Linked DNA regions of Homo sapiens: regions 2 and 3 are each linked to region 1. Evidence: chromatin loops called from intact Hi-C (ENCODE). Cell type or tissue: CD4-positive, alpha-beta T cell. All regions are shown on one strand.

What was found. Peaks named below come from ENCODE experiments on the same cell type or tissue, not always from the same donor. Only the 100,000 strongest peaks of a DNase experiment are listed, where the experiment ranks them.
Region 2: it touches region 1 in a loop (7-fold over the local background); 106 of 110 quality-filtered maps call a loop at or near these places.
Region 3: a loop joins it to region 1, with 6 times the contacts of the local background. A loop is called at or near these places in 73 of 110 quality-filtered maps.

What each region holds. Positions count from the first base shown.
Region 1 is chr7:24,816,448-24,824,447 of GRCh38, reverse strand. It overlaps OSBPL3 (oxysterol binding protein like 3), which reads left to right. Exons shown (of 23, transcript NM_015550.4): 17 at 4,210-4,273; 18 at 7,760-7,838. Among named protein-coding and RNA genes, the nearest start is that of GSDME, 63 kb to the right of the region's middle. In CD4-positive, alpha-beta T cell, CTCF peaks have their summits at 3,855 and 4,055 (motif pointing left); DNase peaks (open chromatin) are centred at 2,877, 3,337 and 4,027; H3K4me3 peaks cover 1,084 bases; H3K27ac peaks cover 3,672 bases.
Region 2 is chr7:25,066,400-25,074,399 of GRCh38, reverse strand. No RefSeq gene overlaps it. Among named protein-coding and RNA genes, the nearest start is that of CYCS, 55 kb to the left of the region's middle. In CD4-positive, alpha-beta T cell, a CTCF peak has its summit at 4,227 (motif pointing right); a DNase peak (open chromatin) is centred at 4,259.
Region 3 is chr7:25,089,206-25,097,205 of GRCh38, reverse strand. No RefSeq gene overlaps it. Among named protein-coding and RNA genes, the nearest start is that of CYCS, 32 kb to the left of the region's middle. RefSeq lists enhancers at 2,897-2,976, 2,997-3,046. In CD4-positive, alpha-beta T cell, CTCF peaks have their summits at 2,786, 3,511 and 3,722 (motif pointing right); DNase peaks (open chromatin) are centred at 2,785 and 3,695.

The DNA of each region.
Region 1 (8,000 bases):
TGATGTACTGAAGGGCTACTTTTCTAAATCTGAAAAATAAAAACTTACAAAGTACAAAAATACTGAAAATACCTCCTTTTCCTATCTGCTTCTCCCCTGACCTCTTATATAAAGTGCATTCAAAGCATAAATTAAAAATGATTAGGTCAAGGTAAAGAAAGGCCTCAGATATATAAATAAATTATAAATTACCAGAATTCTTAACTGCCAGGGGAACTGTATTGGGGCTTGTAGAAAGAAAGATAGATACATGTGTTACCATATAAATACTTGCGTAATAAAAACCATGTGTACTAATTTCTTGAATGCTTGGGCATCCTTACCAATCAAGAATTGCTCTTCTTTGATTGGAGAGGACGTGATAGGGAAGAATGCTTAAAAAAAAAGTCTAAATTGGGTTTATTCAACAGGCTAACAGACAGCATCTCCTTCCAGGGCTGGGTCAATTCAGACAAATGCATTTACTGCCCTTTTTGCCTGAATTAAAATGTAAGGAGAATACAGACTCAACCAAAATCCTGCAATAACAAAGACAGGTTAGATTCTGCTCATTATTCTCTACTCTAATAGATTTTAGAAAGATTGCCATCAACAAAGATTAAGTGATTAACTGTGAATTACCTTTTTCCATGGGCATTGAAGTTAATCAAAGCCTTTGTATAATTTTTTCAAGTTGGCCAGCATCCGCCACCACCTTTGATGCTAAGATTCGAAGAAGACATTAACAGCAGATGTTAGAATCAGAGCATTTTGAAGCCAAGAGGGATCCTCACACCTCATTTTACAAAGAAATATGCGAGACTGAGGTTGGAAAGGTCAAATTCAAAAGTTTTTTTTCTCTAAATGTCCATGAGAAGGAACCTTAATGATGTGTCCTGGCTTTGGGGAGGGACACGAGCCCTGGATCTGGAAGAGGATGACATAGGTTTGGAGTGCTACCTTTATCACTCATTAATGTTGTGGCATTGGGGAAGCTCTTTGCTGGCCAGAACCCCTATTTCCTAATTTATAAAATCAGGCTCACCAAGATACAAGGCTGCCCTAAGAACTAAGTGAAAATACACTCATTTTAGAAATCTATATTTTGATTTTTTAAATGAGTGTATTTTCACTTAGTCTCTTTTAAATGAGTATATTTTCACTTAGTCTCTGCCTAATCCACATCAGTGTATGATCCTGGACAGTTTGTATGTGTTCTTTTTTTAGTTGGCCGAGTCAGTGGAATCAGCCTTATTTCACAGATGAGGTGACAGAGGCTGAAGGGACTGAAAAGCTGTGAAGGTCATACAGCCAGCAGATGATGTTGCAGTCAGGGCCCAGGTCCATGGAACAACAAAAACCTTTCCCTCGTTCCCGGACACTAGTGCAGCACATGGCAGATGCTCCAGAAATAGGAGGAAATATACAAAATAATAAGCTATCAATGTAAATCTCCCCAGAAAGCTTTGTAAAACTCTTAAAAGCAATGTGGGCCAAATAAACCATTCCCAAAGGCCTGTGTAAGCCATAAAGAAATAAGCAAAGTTACTGATATTTGAAGGTTGAGACTTATTCAGAAAATGTGTTGAACCCATCTAAACATAATCTGCTAAACATTCATTCATTATCTAACACAATAGTTTAAAAAAATCAAGGTTGGGTTTTTATGAGATGTGTGTATACTGTAGGGGTTCTCTTGTAATTCATATGGATGTATATTTATCCCTGTTTTATGGGGTTTAAAATTATTACAGAAGAGGCGTATGGTTTTTATATACTGTGTTTACATTCGGCCATACCTGTAAAGATGCCAAATTCTTCATCAAAGCTATAGTGCTCCTCTCCCACATTGCTACATTGTTTTTGTGGGATGAATATAATCTACTTCATAATAATCCACTTTAAAATATGTTTACATTATGGGGGAGAGGAACATTTCATAGCTTTCCTTCCATTTCATAGTGGGTCATGCCAGCTGGGGTGGAGAAGTGGGGAGTGGGGATTGTCTTGAGCTGATTAATGGTTATTATTATTATAGATAGTGTCTCACTATGTTGCCCAGGCTGGTCTTGAACTCCTGGATCCTGGGCTCAAGGGATCCTTCTGCCTCAGCCTCCCAAGTAGCTGGAATTACAGGGCTATGCCACTGCACCTTGATTTTGTTTTATATGATCCCATGGTTTCAAAGCTAGCTCCGTTGTTTTCATCGAAAGACAGCTAGTGAAGAAAAGGAGAAGAATGTAGCATTTTTTAATATAAGGTATCTCCAAGTGGTAGGATTTTTTTAAAAAAGATAACTGGATATGGTGGCTCACACCTGTAATCCCAGCACTTTGGGAGGCTGAGGTGGGAAGATCACTTGAGGCCAGGAGTTCCGGACCAGTCTGGGCAACATAGCATGACCCCATCCCTACAAAAAGTGAAAAAATTAGCCGGGCGTGGTGGCACACACCTTTAGTCCCAGCAACTTGAGAGGCTGAGACAGGAGGATCACTTGAGCCCTGGAGGTCAAGGCTGTAGTGGGCTGTGATTGTGCCACTGCACTCCAGCCTGGGTGGCAGAGGGAGACCCTGTCTCAAAAAAAGAAAAAAGACAACATCAAAGGAAATCAGAGAGTTACATTATGGGATTAGGTTTCTAAGTCAGTGCTTGAAGTGAAAGTTGCCCTTGAAAATCCCACAGGCACAGAAGGGCTCACGTTCTTAGGAGGCACATGGGAACTAAGACAAACCAAAGAGCAGCAGATTTGAGTCTCCTGCTTTGTATTGCAGCTGGCGTTGGTGTTTATTGAGGAATCTGAAAGATGCCTACATGATTTACGTCTTTGTCTCTACCTTTCTTTGGCCCACACTGGTACGGCTGTAATCCCATGAGTCACATCTGGGTGTGGCGTGTGTGACCACATCCTCCCAGCCGTGCAGTCCTCCTGCTGGAGGCCTGGCATACAGAAGTAGTTTTCAAACCATGTTCCTCAGCTGAGGGTCCCAAGGAAGGTGAACAGCTGTGGATTTGTCACCCACTGCCCTCCCTTCCTCCCCACCTGTTTATCTCAAGCAAGGGCTCAGTATTCTGGGTTCTTGATAAGACGGGTCTGAAAACTGTACAGCTGCTTAAAACATTTTTTTTCTTCTTTTTGCAAAGTTTGAAAACCAGTGAGGTAAACCAAAACTGCTGGGACTTACCGCTACCTCTTCCCTGACTATTGGTGTGGCTTGGGAAATGTTACTTTATCTTTCTGGTTTCAGTCTCTTCGTTTATAAGGTGCAGGCTTTGAGCTAGATACTCTCAATGTAAGACACCTCTGTTAAGAATCAGCTACATCAGAGAACTTTCTGGAAACACCCTTGGCAGCATTACTGTGGTTTCACCAGTGCTGAATTAGAATGACAGCATATACACCTCTCAACGTTCCCTGAGTGTGACTGAGATGAGGAAATAGAGGGAGGAGCCATTTTCTCTTCAGCCTCTTCACTGCTGAATAAAATGAGTAATGACCCCTTGCCAAAGGGCACTCTCTGCTCCAGGGGATTCTCTTTTCTGGAATGAGATTACTTATTTGCTTAAGATAGTTTTATTAGACCAAAAATAAATAAAATTTCTTAACAGTTGACTAACATTTCCTCAACAATTGTGTTTACCTTTTTTTTTTTTAATAGAAACACTCTTTTTTAAAAAAATTACCTTGCATTGGTCTTCTTGTAGGTGATTTGAAAAGAGGCTGGACTTTATGATGCAGAGTTTTCAAGAGTTAAATTGGCTGAGCCCGAGGAAGAACATTTTGGGTTGCATTTAAAATACTTGTTATTTGATATCTTAATTAAAACATCTGCAGCTACTTTCAGAACAGCTAATAAGAGATGTTGACATTGGTAGCCAATGTCAGATTATATGTTATGGATGAGCAGTCCTCACATGTCTCCGTTTTTATTTTTATGTCTTTCAAAATGCGCCTCTATCCTCATCACTCGCCACCTGGCCGCCCTCCCACGGAGGCTTCTGGAGGCTTCCGTTCAAGGGCCTTCCCCTCAGCCTTGACCAATCTGAGCAAGTGGGAGCTGACTGTATCAGGAGCGCCCTCTTGAGGACACACTTGATGAGGGAAACTAAAGAAGTTTTTCCTTCAGTTCAGCATTGCACGCTGTTACATCTCAGTGCAGGGGAGAAAGAATGGATTTCATGAGACACAAAAGTTCATTCATTTTTTGTTTTTCTGTCCTTTGTTTCCATCAGGTCAGCCACCATCCGCCTATCTCTGCGTGTCATGCTGAGTCTAGAAATTTTGTTTTCTGGCAAGGTAATGTGCTAATACATTTTACTTCCATCATATTGTGTAATATGTTATCTATTTATTTTATCCAAGAATTGCTGTCAATTCTTACTGAGATCAAAAGTGGTCCTTGGATTTGGGCCTGGTTGGAAGGATCTGCGCCACCTGTTCTTGCCTCTCATCTCTCACTTAGTTTATCTGAGCCACCTCCATTTATTTCTGTAACTTTATCTTATGTAAAAATCATTTGAAATGCCTCACATATTTCAAGAGACATTAAATATTTACAGTTGTTTATCAGAGTGTAGACAGCAGAGGGGTTTTCAGCTTTTGTCAAACTTAAATTTTATTTCTGAAGTCGTGTTTTACATTGCTTACTTCTTTTCATTTTTGAGATGATTGTTCCTAAAATTTTGTTCAGTTTATATTTTGAGTTGGGGTTGGGTGGGTAAATCTTCTAAAGAATAAATAAGGCTATAGATATTTCCTAGATGGATTAATTTTGTTAATCTCTCAATTTATTAAAAAAAAGTGTACTGTAGAAGGAACATATAAGCATCCTAGGTTTTTGGACAGTGAGCACATATACATTTTAAAAATATTTTTCTCTGCTACTAGTGATATCACACGTTACCTTTACACACACAGGCACACACACACACGCAGTCTATTAAACTTTAAAAGTACGAAACAGTATACTGTAACCCCCTTCCCCAGCCACTCAGTTTCTCTCTTTGGAGGCAATCAGTATTTCCAGTTTAAAGTGACAAGTACCATGGTTTTCTTTCTTCACCTTTGCTATTAAAGTTTAAAATTAAAACTGCTCTCTCACCAAAACCCTCTGGAAATATTCTCATAAGGTTCCTAGCCTCCTAATTGGTAAATCTCACTCATGCTATAAGCACCTCTTCTTTGTTTTTTCAAAAGTTGGATTTTTTTTTTTTTTTTTTGAAATGGAGTCTCAGTCTGTTGCTAGGCTGGAGTGCAGTGGTGCGATCTCGGCTCACTGCAACCTCCGTCTCCCGTGTTCAAGTGATTCTCCTGTCTCAGCCTCCCGAGTAGCTGGGACTACAGGCATGCGCCACTATGCCCAGCTAATTTTTGTATTTTTAGTAGAGATGGGGTTTCACCATGTTGGCCAGGATGGTCTTGATCTCTTGACCTTGTGATCCGCCTGCCTCGGCCTCCCAAAATGCTGGGATTACAGGCATGAGCCACTGCGCCCAGCCAAAAGTTGGATTTTTTTTTAATGCGAGGGGTCTTCTCAAAGTAGTTTTGTGTGCTCCTGTGTTACATCCTTCCCTTCTCAGCCTTAGCATCCTTCTCCTAGGCCATACTTCCCCATCAGCCTTTTCCTGAGCAATCTACCTATTTCCATGGGCCTAGGATTCCCAAATCTTGCTTTGTAACCCAGCCTGACATTTCTCTGCCTTTTATGTAGGTTGTGTAAACCATTTCCGTTTGTTGTGATTGTAGATGTAGCTGGGCTTAAATCTGCCCTCATGATGTTTCTTTTCTGTTTGTCACATCTGTTCTTTGTTCTCCGTTTCCTCTTTCTCTGCCTTTTGGATTGAATAATTTCTATCATTCTCTTTCATCTCCCCTGTTAGCTTATTAGCTATACTTACCTGTTTTGTTTCTTGTTAAAGTTGTTACTTTAGGATTTATGTTATATATTTTTAATATCATCAAATAATATTATGCCAGTTTCATATAGTGAGATTTACAGAAGTATACTTCCATTTTCCCTTCCCAACCTCTCTACTATTTTTTCATACGTCTTCTGTATATCATAAACCATGTAGTACATTGTTAATACTTTAGCTTTAAACAGCCATCTATCTTTTTTTTCTCTTGGTAACAATTTTATGAACATATAACTTATATACCATATCATTCACCCGTGTAAAGTGTACAATTCAATGGTTTTTATTCACAGAATTGTGAATTTAATAAACTGTGCAGTTATCAGCACAGTTAATTTTAGAACATTTTCATCACTCCAAAAAGAATCCTCTTTAGCAAATATTATCCACCCCCTCTGCCACCTGCCCCATTTCTCTCAATATTCCCCAGCCTATAAATGTGCCTGTTTGGGGCATTTTATATAAATAGGATTAAACAATATGAGGCCCACTGTGCTCGCTGGTCCCAGACCCACCTCTCTCACCTGGACCCCAGCCAGGGCTCCCCACTGTCCCCCCTGCTTCAACCCTGATTTCCCTGTGATCTGTAGATCCTCAGTGCAGCAGCCAGATGGGATCCTCTTGCTGTTCTTTTTCTATTTCCTGGCTTCTCTGTTGGTACCACCATTCATTGCAAGTTAGAGAAATCTGACATTGTTCATAAATTCGTTCTTTTTCAGTCTGTATCTAACTTGTCACCTAGTTGACCTAGTGCCTATTTCTTCTTCTTTAGTATTTCTGGGCTCACTCACTTCCCCGCGTCTGTTGTCTTGGTTCCCTTCATCCCGTTTGTTATCCCCTGGGCAATTGCAGTAGCCTCTTAACTTGTCGCCTTGCTTCTCCTCTCTCCTACTCCTGTTCCATTCTCCATATGGCTTCCAATTGCCTTTGCAAGGTCCATGTCTAATCACATCAGTGGCCTGATTATTTCCACTCAGTGCACACAAACCAGACTCTTAGCCAGGCTTGGAGAGCCCATTGTTTTTCGTTTTCAGTTTTGTTTTGTTTTTTTTGGCAGAATCTCACTCCATCACCCAGGCTGGAGTGCAATGGCATGATCTTGGCTCACTGCAACCTCCACCTCTTGGGTTCCTGCCTCAGCCTCCTGAGCAGCTGGGACTACAGGCACCCACCACAACGCCCAGCTAATTTTTGTATTTTTAATAGAGAAGGGGTTTCGCCATGTTGGCTGTGCTGGTCTCGAACTCCTGATCTCAAATGATCCACCCACCTCTGCCTCCCAAAGTGCTAGGATTACAGGCATGAGCCACTGCACCTGGTTTTGTTCTCAACCTTTCTACTCTTCTCTAGATAAGACAATCTGAGACCTATAGGACAGAACCACACTATTTGACTGTGTTTTCCTATACTTCCGTCCCCTCAGACAAGCTATTTATTTGGCCTTAAATTGCTTTTTCTCTGCCCAGTGAACTCCTGCTTATTCCTCAAAGCCCCATTTAGATGGCCCTTTCTGACAAGCCTCTTCTGATGCTTTCTCCAAGCATATTCGTCACTCCTTCTTCTCAGGTTTCATTTTACCTTATAACACACTCAGTTATAGCCTGGGCCTCTCTGTGTGCTTACTACTTGTTTTCACTTCTCGCATTCATGGAAAGGACTTTATCTTATCATTTTAGTTTCCCTGATTCTGCTCCAAGGGCCCATATGGGGTTGGTACTTATATTTTATGAAAAGTTATCCTATACAATAATTGACTTGATTGTGAAGAGGTTGTACTATATAGCGATTGATCATTTATCTAGCCTAGGAACTATTTCATCTACCTACCTCTCCTGCTAAAAATGTAATATTTGGTATTTCATTTCAGATGTGAGATGGAAAAACAAATTCTGGGGCAAATCCATGGAAATTGTTCCAATTGGCACAACCCATGTGACTCTGCCAGTGTAAGTTCTTCTTCTGTGGTTAAGGAGCTTTATGGAATTTAGGGCCAAGATTTTGCTTTGGGGACAGGATGCCCACCCCCGCCCCCGGCAGTTGCATTGAGTGTGTATTTTTTCTTTTAATCTGTCTGACAGTAGGTTTAAATGTTCCTCCTTTTGGCAAGC
Region 2 (8,000 bases), 250 kb before region 1:
GTGCTGTGCAGAAGACAGTTTAGACAGTTGCACTGTTGATCAGGACCCAGTAATAGAGCCAGCAGACAGAAGAACCTGAGTCCTTTAGTCATCCATGGAGGAGAGCCCCACCATCCTGGAATACCCTGCTGGACTGATATAAGCATCAGAAACTCGATTTTTTTTTTTTTTTTGGCTGTTACATCTTGGTTCTGTTTATTATAGTAGTTGAATCTACTCTAATAATGCAAAAATTGATACCATGCTAGCCAGGTGTGGTGCCATGAAGAAGGGTACTGCCATAAGAAAGACCAAAAATATGTGATATCGTTCAGGTGCAGTAGCTCACGCCTGTAATCCCAACAATTCAGGAGGCCGAAGCAGGCGGATCACGAGGTCAAGAGATCGAGACCATCCTGGCCAATATGGTGAAACACCATCTCTACTAAAAATATAAAACTTAACCAGGCGTGGTGGCGGGTGCCTGTAATCTCAGCTACTTGGGAGGTCGAGGCAGGAGAATCACTTGAACCTGGGAGGCGGAGGTTGCAGTGAGCCGAGATCATGTCACTGCACTCCAGCCTGATGACAGAGCAAGACTCCATCTCAAAAAAAAAAAAAAATGTGCCATTGGCTTCACAGTTGAGCAGCAGGAAAGGAAAAAATAGTATGCTATAAATCTGAACATTCTAAAGTCTATGCTGTCAACCACACTGCAGAGCCAAAATAGGGCTTCCTGACTCACTCGCTGTGAATGGTTACAAGTGTGCTGATACTTTGATGCCCTCTGCTTTCCAAGGGAACTCAGAGTTCAAGGTGGCCAAGCTCCCCAGCCTGGCTGCCTCCAGCCAAGAGCAGCCTCGTGTTTACCACTAGTGAGCCATTTAAATACTAAATAAATATAAAGCATTTTTTTCATTCCTTTTGACTGAAAAAGAAAGCAACCTCTGTAAACTCTCTTATAAAACCACTCAGACTTTTTTCTGTCTTGAGTTATATAAATGATTAAAAACCCTAGCCAATTTCAAACTAGTTTCTTCTCCCCCTTTTTCCCCAACTTCCTAAATCAAAGACTGTCAAAGTCAGCATATATCATGAGTCTCCTGTATTAAGTAGATTACTTTTTTTTTCTGCCCTGCTTAACTATAATCACAGGTAGCATGAGAATTACAAGGAATTTCATCACTGAATTTCCTTTTCAAAAATTTACTTAAATCAAGAATTTGTGGTTACCAAGAGTGACAGTAGGAAGTGGGGTAATCCATGCTGTCTATACAAGTAGGGCATATTATTAATGCGCTTTGTTCCAAATTGTGAAAACAGGCCAGCTGGTGAAGACCCAACAACAAACTAAGGCCCAGGTGGGTCAAATTCCAAACTTGAGACATGGCTAAGACATCGATTTTTCTTGGTTCAGTTGTATATTCTCAAGGAGCTCTCATATTATACCTTTTTAAAAAGTGTATGCCTTAAAAAGGATTAAAATGGCAAACTTTGTTATGTATATTTTACCACAATTTTTAAAAAGGTATATGAGACAAGAAGCTTTACTTCTGACCTGCCTATTCCCAGATGCATAGAATATCATAGACTATCAATGTGAGAACCTTAGAGATTGCCTAGACATTTTGATTATTAAGCACTGGATATTTACTCATTTATACCTCAACTTATTTCAGGAAGTTCAAGGCAACTTAAAAGCTATATAAAATATAGTGAGACAGGCCGGGCACGGTGGCTCACGCCTGTAATCCCAGCAGAATTTTATTTTGGGAGGGCTGAGGTGGGGGGAATCACTTGAGGCCAGGAGTTCGAGACCAGCCTGGCCAACATGGTGAAACCCTGTCTCTACTAAAAATACAAAAATTAGCCGGGCATGGTGGCACATGCTTGTAATCCCAGCTACTTGGGAAGTTGAGGCAGGAGAATCACTTGAACCTGGGAGGTAGAGGTTGCAGTGAGCCGAGAACATGCCACTGCACTCCAGCCTGGGCGACAGAGCAAGACTCTGTCTCAAAAAAAAAAAAAAATATATATATATATATGTGTGTGTGTGTGTGTGTGTGTGTGTGTATAGTGTGTATATATATGTGTGTATATGTGTGTGTGTGTACATATGTGTGTGTATATATGTATATATAGTGAGGCAATATAAAATAGAAGTAGTAGGTAAGAACTTTATAATTATTTTGATACTTTCAAAAATTACCATTTTTAAAAGATAATTTTCAAAGTAGGATAGAATCACAACATAAATTCATATGTAAAAATTAAACTGTATATTAATGGGGAAACTGGTACAGAGATTGTAAGCAGTTTAAGGGAGAAGTTGAAAAACAGACATATTTACAGATCAGGAATATTGAAATGACTGTTCAGATGGAAGTAAAACTGTCCTCTTCCTCTGTGGAAGAAGGAAGCCAGTTGAACCTCTACTATACAGGACAGAATTTGCTTGTCCATAGATAAGAAGTATTCTGCGTTGCTACCAATACCAATAATCTACAATGTACAGAGTTACAAAATGGCTTCCACATACTCGAAATCAGATAACCCTCAGAGGGGTGTCCTATAGAGCCTAGACAATGCACAGTTTCCAAAGGGAAGAACAAATATTTCCCTGTATATTAAACATGCCAAGAATAAAGCTAATATAAAACTACATACCAGGTTAGAATAGGATATAATTATATTTTCACAAACACAAATCCAAACTACTGCAAATCTAGAAATTTACTCGCTCTTTTCTTCATGCTTTATTTGTATCAGAATCCAACTGGAAAATTGATTTGCAAGTCTAACCCATGAACTTTATTCGTCTTCTTTTCGTTTTGAGATAGGGTCTCACTTCCATTTCCCAGGCTGGAGTGCAGTGGTGCAATCTTGGCTCACAGTAGCCTCGACCTCCTGGGCTCAAGTGATCCTCCTGCCTCAGCCTCCCAAGTAGCTGGGACAACAGGTGCACACCACCATGCCCACCTAATTTTTTTGTATTTTTTGTAGAGATGGGATTTTGCCATGTTGCCCAGGCTGGTCTTGAACTCCTGGGCTCAAGCAATCTGCCTGCCTTAGCCTTCCAAAGTGCTGGGATTACAGGTATGAGCGACCATGCCCAGCCTATTTATCTTCTAATCCCTGTAATATTCTCATATGTATGAAAATGTTTTATTATATTATTTTGGATAATACTTCAAGAAAGAAACTTTTTTTTCAGCTGTGTGAGCTTCCTCCTCTATTATTTTGGATGTTTTCATCTATTTGTATGGTTTATTCTTTTCATTTTTTAAAATAAAGACTGAGAATATGATGTGCCTGACACTAATGGGATTGGATTAGTTGTCACATCTGGGGAATTGCAGATTTTTGAGAACCCTCTGTAGCATCAAGCTATTGTCAGAAAAGGTGAAATTTAGAGGTACCTTTAAAATTGACTGCGGCACCTCTTTTTTTTTTTTTTTTTTGAGACAGAGTCCTCACTCTGTCACCCAGGCTGTAGTGCAATGGTGCGACCTTGGCTCACTGCAACCTCCACCTCCCGGGTTCAAGCAGTTCTCCTGCCTCAGCCTCCTGAGTAGCTGGGATTACAGGCGCCCACGACCACACCCGGCTAATTTTTGTATTTTTAGTAGAGTCGGGATTTCGCCATGTTGGCCAGGCTGGTCTTGAACTCTTGACCTCAGGTTATCCACCCGCCTCGGCCTCCCAAGGTGCTGGGATTACAGGCGTGAGCCACCGCCCCCGGCCTCGACTGTGGCACCTCTTTATGGGTCTTGGGAGCGGCTATAAATTAAGAGCCAGCCAAAATCATTGGAACTGAACGTCTGCTACTGCCCATTGTTCAAAGCCATAAGGTGAGACCCTGTTGGCCAGAGTTCATTCTGACCTCCGTCTGAGTTCGTATAGCAAAAGAAATGTGTGTAACAGCACAAATCGCTCCTCGGAAAATTCAGGTCAGGGGAGAACCCAACCCTCCAGATTACCAGAAGAGCAATTCAACTCTGAAGATGAATTCAGTTTATCCTTCTGACTCAATTTAAACCCTGGGCTCACATCCAGTCCACCAGGAAAATGGTTTTTTCCCCCTCTCTGGGGACCTCCCTCCTCAGATGACTCCAAGCACCATTAGGGATGTTTATTCAGTACAAAATGGGTGGGTCCTGGATACTACTCCTGAGGGGAGAAAAAAAAGAAAAAAGAGAACAAAAAAAACCTCAGGCTGTCAGGAATTCAATTCTTTTCAGCTACTGCTGATCACTGCCACTAGGTGTCGCTATTGAAAGCTAAGTTATCCACCCGACCCTTGTCCAATTCAATTCTTTTCCTGCTGTTTTCGATTTTTTTTTTTCTTTTTTCTTTTTTAAGACGGAGTCTCACTCTGTCACCCAGGCGGAAGTGCAGTGGTGCAATCTCGGCTCACTGCAACCCCTGCCTCCCAGGTTCAAACGATTCTCCTGCCTTAGTCTCCCAAGTAGCTGGGATTACAGGCGCCCGCCACTACGCCCGGCTAATTTTTGTATTTTTAGTAGAGACGGGGTTTCACCATGTTGGCCAGGCTGGTCTTGACCTCCTGGCATTAAATGATCCACCCGCCTCAGCCTCCCAAAGTACTGGGATTACAAGTGTGAGCCACTGCGACCGGCCCATTTTCTGTTTGTTTTTTGTTTAAGGGACGGATTGAAGAAAGTAAACAATTAAATCTAAAATCCTGTCGCTAAATGTCACGATGTAATAAGGTAATAATTTACAAGAGAAACTTGGACATTTGAGTACATGCTTTGCCTGTTGTGGCCACCTACCTGCTCTAATCTCGGACCCTTACCTATAATTTTGTATATCCCAGGTTTTCATGAAGCAGATGGGGAAGATTGGGAGCACCCATGCTGGGATCCAAGATATTTGACACACTGAGTTATTTGTTCTGAAATTTTCTTTGACTGTCTTGCATCATTCCTTTTTTCAATTCTACTGACTCCTTCCCATAGGCAAGCAAAACATGCTACAATATTTCCCACTTGCAAAAGGGTCTTCCTTTGACTCTGCATCACCTGCAGTTTCTGCCTAATTTCTCGGACTCTATTCACAGAAGAGTTCAAGCGTTGACTATTCTCACTGTCCCCACATCCTCTCCTCCCATTTGCTTTCCAATCAGGCTTTTATGTCCTTTGAAAAACACTTGTTACCAGATCCAATGTTCAGTTGATCACAATCCTCATCCATATTGGTTGTCATTGCCATGGTTGGCCACATATTCCTTCCTTCTGAAACACTCTCATCTGGCTGCACGCTGCTGACTTATTTGTAGCCTCCCTGGGCTCTCTTTCTTAGTCTTGGCTGCATCCTTCTCACCCTCATGATCTCTTGCAGTGGGCGCTCCAGGTCTGGGCCAATGTCTCTAGACAGGCCACGCCCTAAGTGACCTCATCCAGCCCTGTGACTTTCTACCATCTATACACTGTGACTCCCAAATTAATGTCTCATCCCTGACCTCCCCCCCCATTCCAGCCTCCGCATTCAGCTGCCTGTTTGACATCTCTACGTGGTTGTCTAACAGGTGTCTTGAATTTACTATCAGCAATCTAACTCTTGCTTTTTCCCTCAAAACCTGTTCCTCCTTGAGTCTCACCCATTTCAGTAAATAGTGTTCCTAATTCACCCAGTTGCTCAGACCAAACACTGTGGAGCCATCTCAGACTCCTCTCAGACTCCATCCCCAAATCCAATCCAACAGCAACTCCCATTGGCTCCAGCTTCAAAATGCGTTTTTGGTTGTTATTGTTGTTTGAGACGGAGTCTCATTCTGTCACCCAGGCTGGAGTGCAGTGGTGTTATCGCGGCTCACTGCAACCTCTGCCTCCCGGGTTCAAGGGATTCTCCTGCCTCAGTCTCCTGAGTAGCTGGGATTACAAGAACACACCACCACGCCCAGCTAATTTTTGTTTTGTTTTGTTTTGTTTTGTCTTGAGTGGTTCGGTTTCTTAATTATTTTAAGCAGTTGTTTTTTGTATTAAAATACTGCAACTCATATCTTTGGCAAAGTTTCCACTTTCTTATCAGAGACAAAAGCCAGAATAATACAAAAAGTGTTCCTTTCCCCAGTTCCTCAAGCATCACGTCCAACAATTTGGCAGCTGGAAGCTGTTTTTGACAGTTGTGACTTGTATTTGGTGATATAAACAAGATTATAGAGGCACTAAATCATAAATATAGTTTCTTTTTTTTTGGTCATTACTATCATTTTACAAAATATTTAACTTCTATTTTGAACATTAAAATGTCGTCCAGCTTTTTAAAGCTACAATTAACCACCACATTTTTTACAGGACCAAAAAGTTTGTGCTTTAAAAAATGATCATTTAGAATCAATTAATTAGAATTAGGAATGCTTAATGCCTACCTTAAGTGGATACCTAATTGATTGCCCCCCCAAAAATTGTAGTCTCTTTAATGATGTTCAAGTTGCAACATTGAAGCTGCTTTGGTGGTGCTATCTAAATGATAATGTGTTTGCAAATGCCAAATGAAAACTCTTTGTTGGCAGATTGAGCTGTGTGCTGAATTAAACACAAATCAGTTTAGGCATCTTCACTTATCTTATGTCATTGGAAATTATACATAATGTAAACAGTAGAACCCGATTCGCTGATTTTTTTTCCTTAGTTTAATACAAGTGTGCCTCACTTTAAGCAAAATATACAAAATGATTTCTGAAACAGGAGTTTCCTTACTTTTTCAGTTAAAAATATTTGCTTACAGAATTTCTTTAAATAACAAGGCTTCTTTGGCCTGTTTGGAGTATTCAGATTACAGAAATTCATTTCACACACAACTTCTTTGAAATACCTACATTGCATAAAATGAGGCACACAGATACATGTGCCCATTCCATCAAGATTACCTCATTATTTTGTGGTTATTTTATATTTTTCATTTTGTCACTATTAACACTTTAGTATGCCAGGTTCATTCGCTCCCTATTTTAGTTGAGATGAGCTAGTGTTTCTAAGGAGTGTTTCATAATCTCTTGTCCCAAACTAGGTTGGTTTGGGAATCCAGTGAGAGTGACTGAAAACTGAAATTCAAGTCCTGAACATCCTTCCAGAACACAGCCTATCACCTGTGGAGATAACACACAAACTATCTCAGAGGACCCCCACCTGTGGCAGTGAAAATCATGTGAGAGTAATAGTTCAAAAGAAAAAAGTGCTGGGCACCGTGGCTCATGCCTGTAATCTCAGCACTTTGGGAGGCTGAGGTGGGAGGATCACTTGAGCCCAGGTGTTTGAGACCAGTCTGGGCAACATAGGGAGACCCCGTCTCTACAGAAAAATTGGCCAGGCATGGTGGCTCATGCCTGTAATCCCAGCACTTTGGGAGGCTGAAGTGGACAGATCAGCTGAGGTCAGAGTTTCGAGACCAGCCTGGCCAACATGGCAAAACCCCATCTCTACTAAAAAAAGCAAAAATCAGCCAGTTGTGGTGGCACACACCTGTAATCCCAGCTACTCGGGAGGCCGAGTCAGGGGAGAATTGCTTGAACCTGGGAGACTGAGGTTGCAGTGAGCTGAGATCATGCCACTGCACTCCAGCCTGGGAGACAGAGCAAGGATCCATCAAAAACACAAAAACAAAAACCTGGGCCTGGTGGCGCATGCCTGTATTCCCTGCTACTCGGGAGGCTGAGGTGGGAGGATCACGTGAGCCTGGGAGGTCTAGGCTGCAGGGGGCTGTGATCCTGCCCCTGCTCTGCAGCCTGGGCTATACAGCAAGACAAAAGAAAAAAGTTAGTGGTAACAGGATAAACTGCACAACCATATATTATTCCTTCACATTCATGAAGCAGGTCAATCTGAAGCTTGAGGATGACTTCCATTCCTCTAGGTGAATCTATCAAGAAATGCCTTGGTAGAACTAAGAGTGCCAATGGTATCAGCAAGGCCAGTCTGGTTCCCTGTGATTCATGGTAATTCTCAGTATGAATTTGACATGGTCTTCCTACACAGTGCCTATCAACACTTGCAGAC
Region 3 (8,000 bases), 270 kb before region 1:
ATATGAGGTGCAGGTGGCAACTATCAACGAGCCGTCGGAAATGAGATATTGGTACTTAGGAGAGATAGGGAGGAAGATACCTGTTTAGGTCTCATTGGCACGGAAAGATTATTGCATGGATGGGATTACTGGGGAGGAGCGTGGAGAAAGAAGAAATGAGGCCTGAGGGGCCAGGCGCAGCGGCTCACGCCTGTAATCCCAGCATTTTGGGAGGCCGAGGTGGGCGGATCACTTGAGGCCAGGAGTTCATGACCAGCCTGGCCAACATGGTGAAACCTCATCTCTACTAAAAATACAAAAAAATTAGTTGGGCATGGTGGCATGCACCTGTAATCCCAGCTACTCGGGAGGCTGAGGCAGGAGAATCGCTTGAACCCAGGAGGCGGAGGTTGCAGTGAGCTGAGATTGCACCACTGCACTCCAGCCTGGGTGACAGAGCAAGACTCTGTCTCAAAAAAAAAAAAAAAAAAAAAAAAAGTCCGGGCACGGTGGCTGACGCCTGTAATCCCAGCACTTTGGGAGGCTGAGGGGGTGGATCACCCAAGGTCAGGAGTTCAAGTCCAGCCTGACCAACATGGTGAAACCCCGTCTCTACTAAAAATACAAAAATTAGCTGGGCATGGTGGCGGGTGCCTGTAATCCCAGCCACTCAGGAGGCTGAGGCCGGAGAATTGCTCGAACCCAGGTGGCAGAGGTTGCAGTGAGCCAAAATTGCGCCATTGCACTCCAGCCTGGGTGACAAGAGCGAAACTCCATCTCAAAAAAAAAAAAAAAAGAAAGAAAGAAAGAAATGAAAAAAGAAATGAGGCCCAAGGACAGTTTTAGGGAGCTAGGAAATAAAACCCAAGAAAGGCAATGACAGGATAGGGAGGATAGATGTCATTTGGAAAAGGAAAGAGTAAGAGAGTAGTATCAAATGCTGCAGAAAAAAACAAAAAGGACAAGGACTGGATTTTTCCATTTAAAAATCACCAATGACATTCGAGAGGACAAGTTTCAACAGATACGTTGGGTTAGAAGTTAAATATTAACCAGTTAACCCGTAGGTGGCCCTGGAACATCTTGTCATATCAGGAGCAAGAAAACCCTCATCTTGGAAGTCAACTTGAAAAGGATAACACTGGCCAAAGATGGGTTAATATGAGTGTCAATAAGGATAGTAATGGTATTAGTTCTCTATTGCTGCTGTAAAAAATTGCCACAATTTAGTGGCTTAAAACAACACAAAGTGGCACTTCTATAGGTTAGAAATCCAACCCATGTCTCACTGAGCTCACATCAAAATGTCAGCAGGGCTGTGTTCCTTCCTGCAATTCTAGGGAAAAATCTGTTTCCTTGCCATTTTCCAGCTCCTAGAGGTTGTTGCCTGCATTCCTTGGCTGGTGGCCACCTTCCTCCATCTTCAAAGCCAGCAATGGTAGAGTCTTCATATTACATCACTCTGCCCTCCTCTTTTGCCTGCCTTATCTATTTGTAAAGACCTTTGTGATTACGTTTGGCCCACTGGGATAATCCGGGCTAATCTCCCTATTTTAAGGTCAGCTGATAAGTAACCTTAATTCCATCTGGAATCTTAATTCCTCTTTGCCACATAACAGCATACAAGTTCCTGGGATTAGGACATAGATCTCTTTGGGGGAAGCATTATTCTGTCTACCACAGCACTACAACAGATTGACACACATCAAATATGTTTAAATGCATGAGTTCAAGATAATATTATATTAAGACAAACAAACAAAACTCACTGCCAGGAAACTGACACAGTGCTTTTGAAAACTGGTAAATAAAGAGAAACGATCAACTATTTGTCCTGCCTTTCCTGTAAGGACTCTTACCTTGGTAACCAAAAAGTTGATAAAGTTTTCTTTATAAAAGTTACTACCTGGAAAGCTAATACATGAGCAGCAGGTGCCACCATTTCCCAATGCTCAGTGAATTAATGAATCTGAGCAGTGATTATCAGTGATGGCTAACATCACAAAAACAAAACAGATATCAGGATATTCTGTCTTCTGACAGGAATACAGAATACCACCTGCAACTCCTTCTTGCCAACACAACTGATCCCAAAACTAGTGAAGCCTCCAGCTTCAACCAACAGTTTACAGGAAATACAGGGGATAAAGGAACACACGAAATGACCACATAGGTGCAGTGAACAAAACCCAGACTGTGGGAAAGTCCACGGGACAAATGACCTATTTCTTCAAGAAATCGTAAGAACAACAACAACAAAGATAGAGGGCAACTTATTGTTGGAAGACTTAAAAATGAAACATATCAACAATGACAATGCATGGATTTTATTTGGGTCCAAATTCAAGCCAACTAACTTAATAATTTATAAGGCAATTAGGAAAATGTAAATAATGACTGCATGAATAACTGATGATATTAAGAAAGTGTTTGATTTTCTCAGGTGTTCCAATGAAATATTTACAGATTAAATGACATAATGTCTGGGATTTGCATCAAAATAACCTAGAGGCAAGGCCAGGAGTAGGTTGGGGAACAGATGAAACAAGAGTGGACAAGATGGAGACGATTACCATAAACTGATAATTGTTGAAGCCAGGTAATGGGTTCAGGGAGTTTCATTATACTGCTTTCTTTCTCTTTTTAAAAATACTTGCAGTTGTCTACAGTTAAAGAAAAATATCATTTAAAAAGGTGGTTGAGCCCGGGCGCAGTGGCTCACGCTTGTATTCGTGTTTCCACTGAGTCAGCTGCAGGCTGAGGGGAGAAAGCTCTGCCTGATCTAAGTACTGCATTACATTTTGTGTCCACTGGGCGGCAATATCAACATTTGATCCTGCCTGCCACTAAATCCTCAGGAGGCAGCAGTGCCAGATTACATCTGTGTCTGTGAAGTTCCACCTTTCCCGCTTCTGATCATTTTCTTCCCCCATTCTCCACCCTGTCAAACGTGGAGCTGCCAGAGCCACGGTGACTGGGAAAGAGGAGCAGACGGTACAGGCTAGGAAACAGAGAGGAGGCTGATCTTCCCACCTTTCCTCAAGTTGGGGTAGAGGAAAGGCTTTCATCTTAAAGACTTGCATTTTTGTTTTGTTTTGTTTTGTTTGTTTTGTTTGTTTGTTTGTTTGTTTTTTGAGACGGAGTCTCGCTCTATTGCCCAGGCTGGAGTGCAGTGGCGCGATCTCGGCTCACTGCAAGCTCTGCCTCCCGGGTTTATGCCATTCTCCTGCCTCAGCCTCCTGAGTAGCTGGGACTACAGGCGCCCGCCACCATGCCCGGCCAATTTTTTGTATTTTTAGTAGAGACGGGGTTTCACCGTGTTAGCCAGGATGGTCTCGATCTCCTGACCTCGTGATCCGCCCGCCTCGGCCTGCCAAAGTGCTGGGATTACAGGCGTGAGCCACCGCGCCCGGCCTAAAGATTTGCATTTTGACTAATGCATGAGATAAAATTTTAACTAGTGGCTTGGCCCTAGACAAGACCAGAGGATTTTTTTTTATTACCTAAGAGTAGAGCTGATACTGAGCCAGTCCACACCATTATGGCCGGACCCATTGTCAAAATACTCAAATCTCCTGTACTAGTTGGTAAATAGCCCCAGCCTGCACCCCTGGTGTTCACTCACCCACCGCCCTGGCTGCCATGACCCTGATGCTGGAACCCTCCATGAGCCCTGCCATGCAGAAACTAAAGAGGTCACACTTGGCCCAGCAGGGGGCCCCCAAGAGCTGCTCCACTTTGGCCAGTGTGAGTTCCAATTGGGGTTGCAGCTGAAACAATTATTAAGATTGGCCAGAGAAATCACGGGACAGGGAAGGGCAGGAACCAGTCCCACTAAGCCTGTGGGGGAAAGGAATAAAGTTATTTTCACTGTACTTCCTTTTGGTTAAAGTACTGATTACACAATTATTGACATACTTAGGAAAATCAACAACCACAATGACAAAATGAAGGAAATGAAAAAGTCAGAGTTGCAGGGTATAAGATACACCTATGCAAATAAACTGCATTTCTACACCAAGTTAAATTTTAAATGATTAAAAATTCCATTCATAACAGCAAAAAGGCACTAGTAATTCAAGACAGGAGATTTTGTCAAGGAAGTAATTTCTTTTTTTTTTTTTTTTTGAGACGGAGTATCGCTTTGTCGCCCAGGCTGGAGTGCTGTGGCGCGATCTCGGCTGTTTGCAACCTCTGCCTCCCGAGTGAAAGCGATTCTCCTGCCTCAGCCTCCTGAGTAGCTGGGATTACAGGCGCACGCCACTGTGCCCGGCTAATTTTTGTATTTTTAGTAGAGACGGGGTTTCACATGTTGGTCAGGCTGGTCTCTAACACCTGACCTCGTGATCCGCCCGCCTCAGCCTCCCAAAGTGCTGGGATTATAGGCATAAACTACCGCGCCCGGCCGGAAGTAATTTCTAAATCCCGGGAGAAGATAGAAAAAAAAAAAAAGCAAGCCACATGAGCATGAATGGAAGAAGACTAAACATGGGAAGATGGTAATAGGATCTAGGTCACTGGTTTTCAAAGCACGTTCCTTGGATCAGCTTCTCTACTAAGAACTTGAATATGGTATCTCTCACCCTTCACAGCATCCCTATCGGCTGGACATCATCACCCACACTTACCAATGAGGAATGGAGGTTAGAGGGGGTAAAGTGCTCAGCGCCTGAGGTCCCTCCCAGAGTTTCTAAGTGGCAGCACCAGGGTTCAAATACAGCTCTGCTTGACTCCAAAGCTATATTTTTCCTACCAAACAAGGCTGCCTCCCAATTTTAATAGGATGTGGTAAAAATAATTTCGTAGATGGTAAAGAGCTACAGAATCGAATCCTGATTAAGTACAGCATGCTCTACTCCCCTGCTCCTGAATGCCAAGAAGCCCTAGGCACTTCCACACGTCTTATGTGTGTCACTTTCTTTGGGTTTCTATTAGCACAAGTTTAGATCACAACATTTTCAGAGCTGGTAAATCAACTGATTTGCTTGCATTTGAGCAGGAAACGTAGGCTGAGTACCTTATGGCCAATCGGTTCTCACTGCAAAAGGGCAAACCAAATTGCATCACTGGCTACACTGGAACCAGAGGAAGAAGACGACTTCAATGAAGAACTCAGACCATTGTCTGAGTGGGCTCACATGCTGGCTCCATTCAAACAAACCTGTTCTAGCACAGCTCAAATTGGCCCCTCTCTGTCCTTAGCAAAGCATAGGAGAGAGGATGTATTTCACCTTGGTAGCCACATCAGGTGACAGATTTTAATCCCCTGGGGAAAATACTCAAGATTAATGTGGCCAGTTGGGTGACAGTGCTGAATTACCTCACGCTCAGATTTCTTTCACAGATCAAGTGCTAATTAACATGATATAGACCAGTGACATATTGTAGCTATGGTAATTTCCAGGAAAAAGTCCATGCCTATGTATATACGTATATATATGTACGTTCCTACATATATATAAAAGTACATATATATAATTTTCTTTTTAAAAATTTACCCTTTTAACATTTGTTTTAAAAATTATCTTAAGCAGAATCATATGAGTTTACTAATATTATATTCTGTATTTCAGCTTTTAAAAATCCTGGGTCTTCCGTTTAACAAAATTTAACAAGATTTGCCAATCTTGCCTTTGTTCACGACCAATATTCCCCAAAGCCCCTGGTTTCACTAACACTAATTATAAATGGGCTTTTGATGGTTCAACTGTTCCCTATGGCAAGATGAAAAGGCTTCCAGAGAGAAGGCAAATCTCAGATTCTTTGTCCTTGTATCCTTTTTCTTCTCTCAGAAGTGCTTTTACCTGACATCTCAAGAGTTAGAAATTCACAATCTAGTAGAAAAAGTAACACCCACTACCAGATTAACAATTAATTCAGCACTGCCCACGGAGTGAATCACAGGATTTCCAGTAGTGCACAGAATACTCAATGGGACTTCACTGCTGGCTGTAGCTAATATAGCTGGGGAGAAGTCCAGGAACAGAATTAAGAAAAGGAAGGAAGTTTCTCTTGTGAGGACAGTCAAGCAGGTTTAATGCATCCTTAAAATTACACATTTTAAATGATTAGTATTTAAAGAGAAAATGTATATGATTCTCTCTTTCATAATTCTAAGATTTTCAGTCTTCATTTTCTTATCTGTCTCCTTTTTGATCTGTAAAAAACCACATTTTATCCAGAGAAGCCTGGGAGATGGGTCAAAGGTTTGTGCCCTGCCTCAGAAATTTTCAACATCAGCTCACAGTCACATATGTCAGCAGCTGTTGCACCTTGCACTTGAGTTAGGGGGCCGTCTTCTAAATCAGGACTTCCCTAGGGCACATGAGAAGCCAAGGGCAAGAAGAGCTCATTTTTCAGGCGTCTTTCTGATCATATTAGAAATGTTTAAAATAAGGACAGGCTCTGATATCATTAGATTTAAGGCCCGAATGTCATTTCAGTCTCAAGAGGACTCTTAAAAATAGGCCATTATATGGAGAGCACTTGCAAGGCTCCAGGGGAAAAGGTGCTCAGAGTAAAAAGGATTATGATATTTAACAGGCACATTTTGCACATTCTAAGAAGTTGGGGGCGAGGGAGAAGCATTACCAAGTCCATCATTGTGCATATATTACAGCATATAAAGGTTGCCATTGTACTTGAGTTTGAGTTTCCGTCTGTCAAGGTTACATTGACACACGTACATTTGCTATCAGGAATGTCTGGACTCCCTTGACAATGAGAAAAGAAAACACTTCTGTGCTTATGGTTGTTGGTAACAATAATGGGGTTGAAATCTGTCAAAGCTGGGGGTGAATGGTGAGGAGGGCCCTTGCACTAAGTCACATATAGTTAAGCTGTGAGTGGCGCACTTGGGAGGGTGTGTTATCCTATCCCACAAAAGAGGAGGGCTGACTTGTGTACCTAGCATTCAGCAGCTTCAGGGTCTTTTCCTGTCACTGCAATTTTCTATACGTGATCTTTAGAGTTTTCACTATTACAGCTTTTCTATCTCTAATAATGGAGCAATCTAGCTTCTTCACATTTGTGTTGATAGTGTGTTATGTGTACTTGTTCTGGCCTGATCTAGCAAATGAAGTTTGCTAGCTGTCCTCTAGCAAACACACTGAAATGCAACATTCACCTCAAGACCTTTGCTAAAGATGTTTTTCTTCCTTGAGACAAAGTGTTGCTCTGTCCCCCAGGCTAGAGTGCAGTGGTGCGATCTCTGCTCACTGCAGCCTCTGCCTCCCAGGTTCATGCTATTCTCCTGCCTCAGCCTCTCAAGTAGCTGGGATTATAGGCGTGTGCCACTATACCTGGCTATAATTTTTGTATTTTTTAGTAGAGACGGAGTTTCACCATATTGACCTGGCTGGTCTTGAACTCCTGACCTCAAGTGATGCACCCACCTCAGCCTCCCAAAGTGCTGGGATTATAGGACAGGTATGAGCCACTGCTTCTGGCCTAAAGATTTGATCAAAAAGACAGAAAGCTCTGTGACTTTGGTGAGCCTTTGAGCCTCTGTTTACTTGTGAGAATGATATTCATAATATCCACTTCTTATGGTTGTGATAACATGATAGGACTGTAGTTTGGATTATCTGGGTCTTTTTTAAAGCTAGAAAAAAAAGTCTGGCTAGGCACGGTGGCTCATGCCTATAATCCCAGTACTTTGGGAGGCCAAGGTGGGCGGATCGCCTGAGGTCAGGAGTTCAAGACCAGCCTGGCCAACATGGTAAAACCCCGTCACTACTAAAAATACAAAAATTAGCCCAGCATGGTAGCAGGCGCCTGTAATCCCAGCTACTCAGGAGGCTGAGGCAGGAGAATTGCTTGACCCTGGGAGGCGGAGGTTGCAGTGAGCTGAGGTCGCACCATTGCACTCCAGCCTGAGCGACAGAGCAAGACTCCATCTTAAAAAAAAAAAAAGAAAAAGAAAAAAAAATTCCTCTGAAAGTTCCTGGCAGTCTTTTGTCTCTAGAAGTAGAGGAGCTATCGATCCACCTTTGGAGGAGTCTTGCTTTATTTTGAAAAGA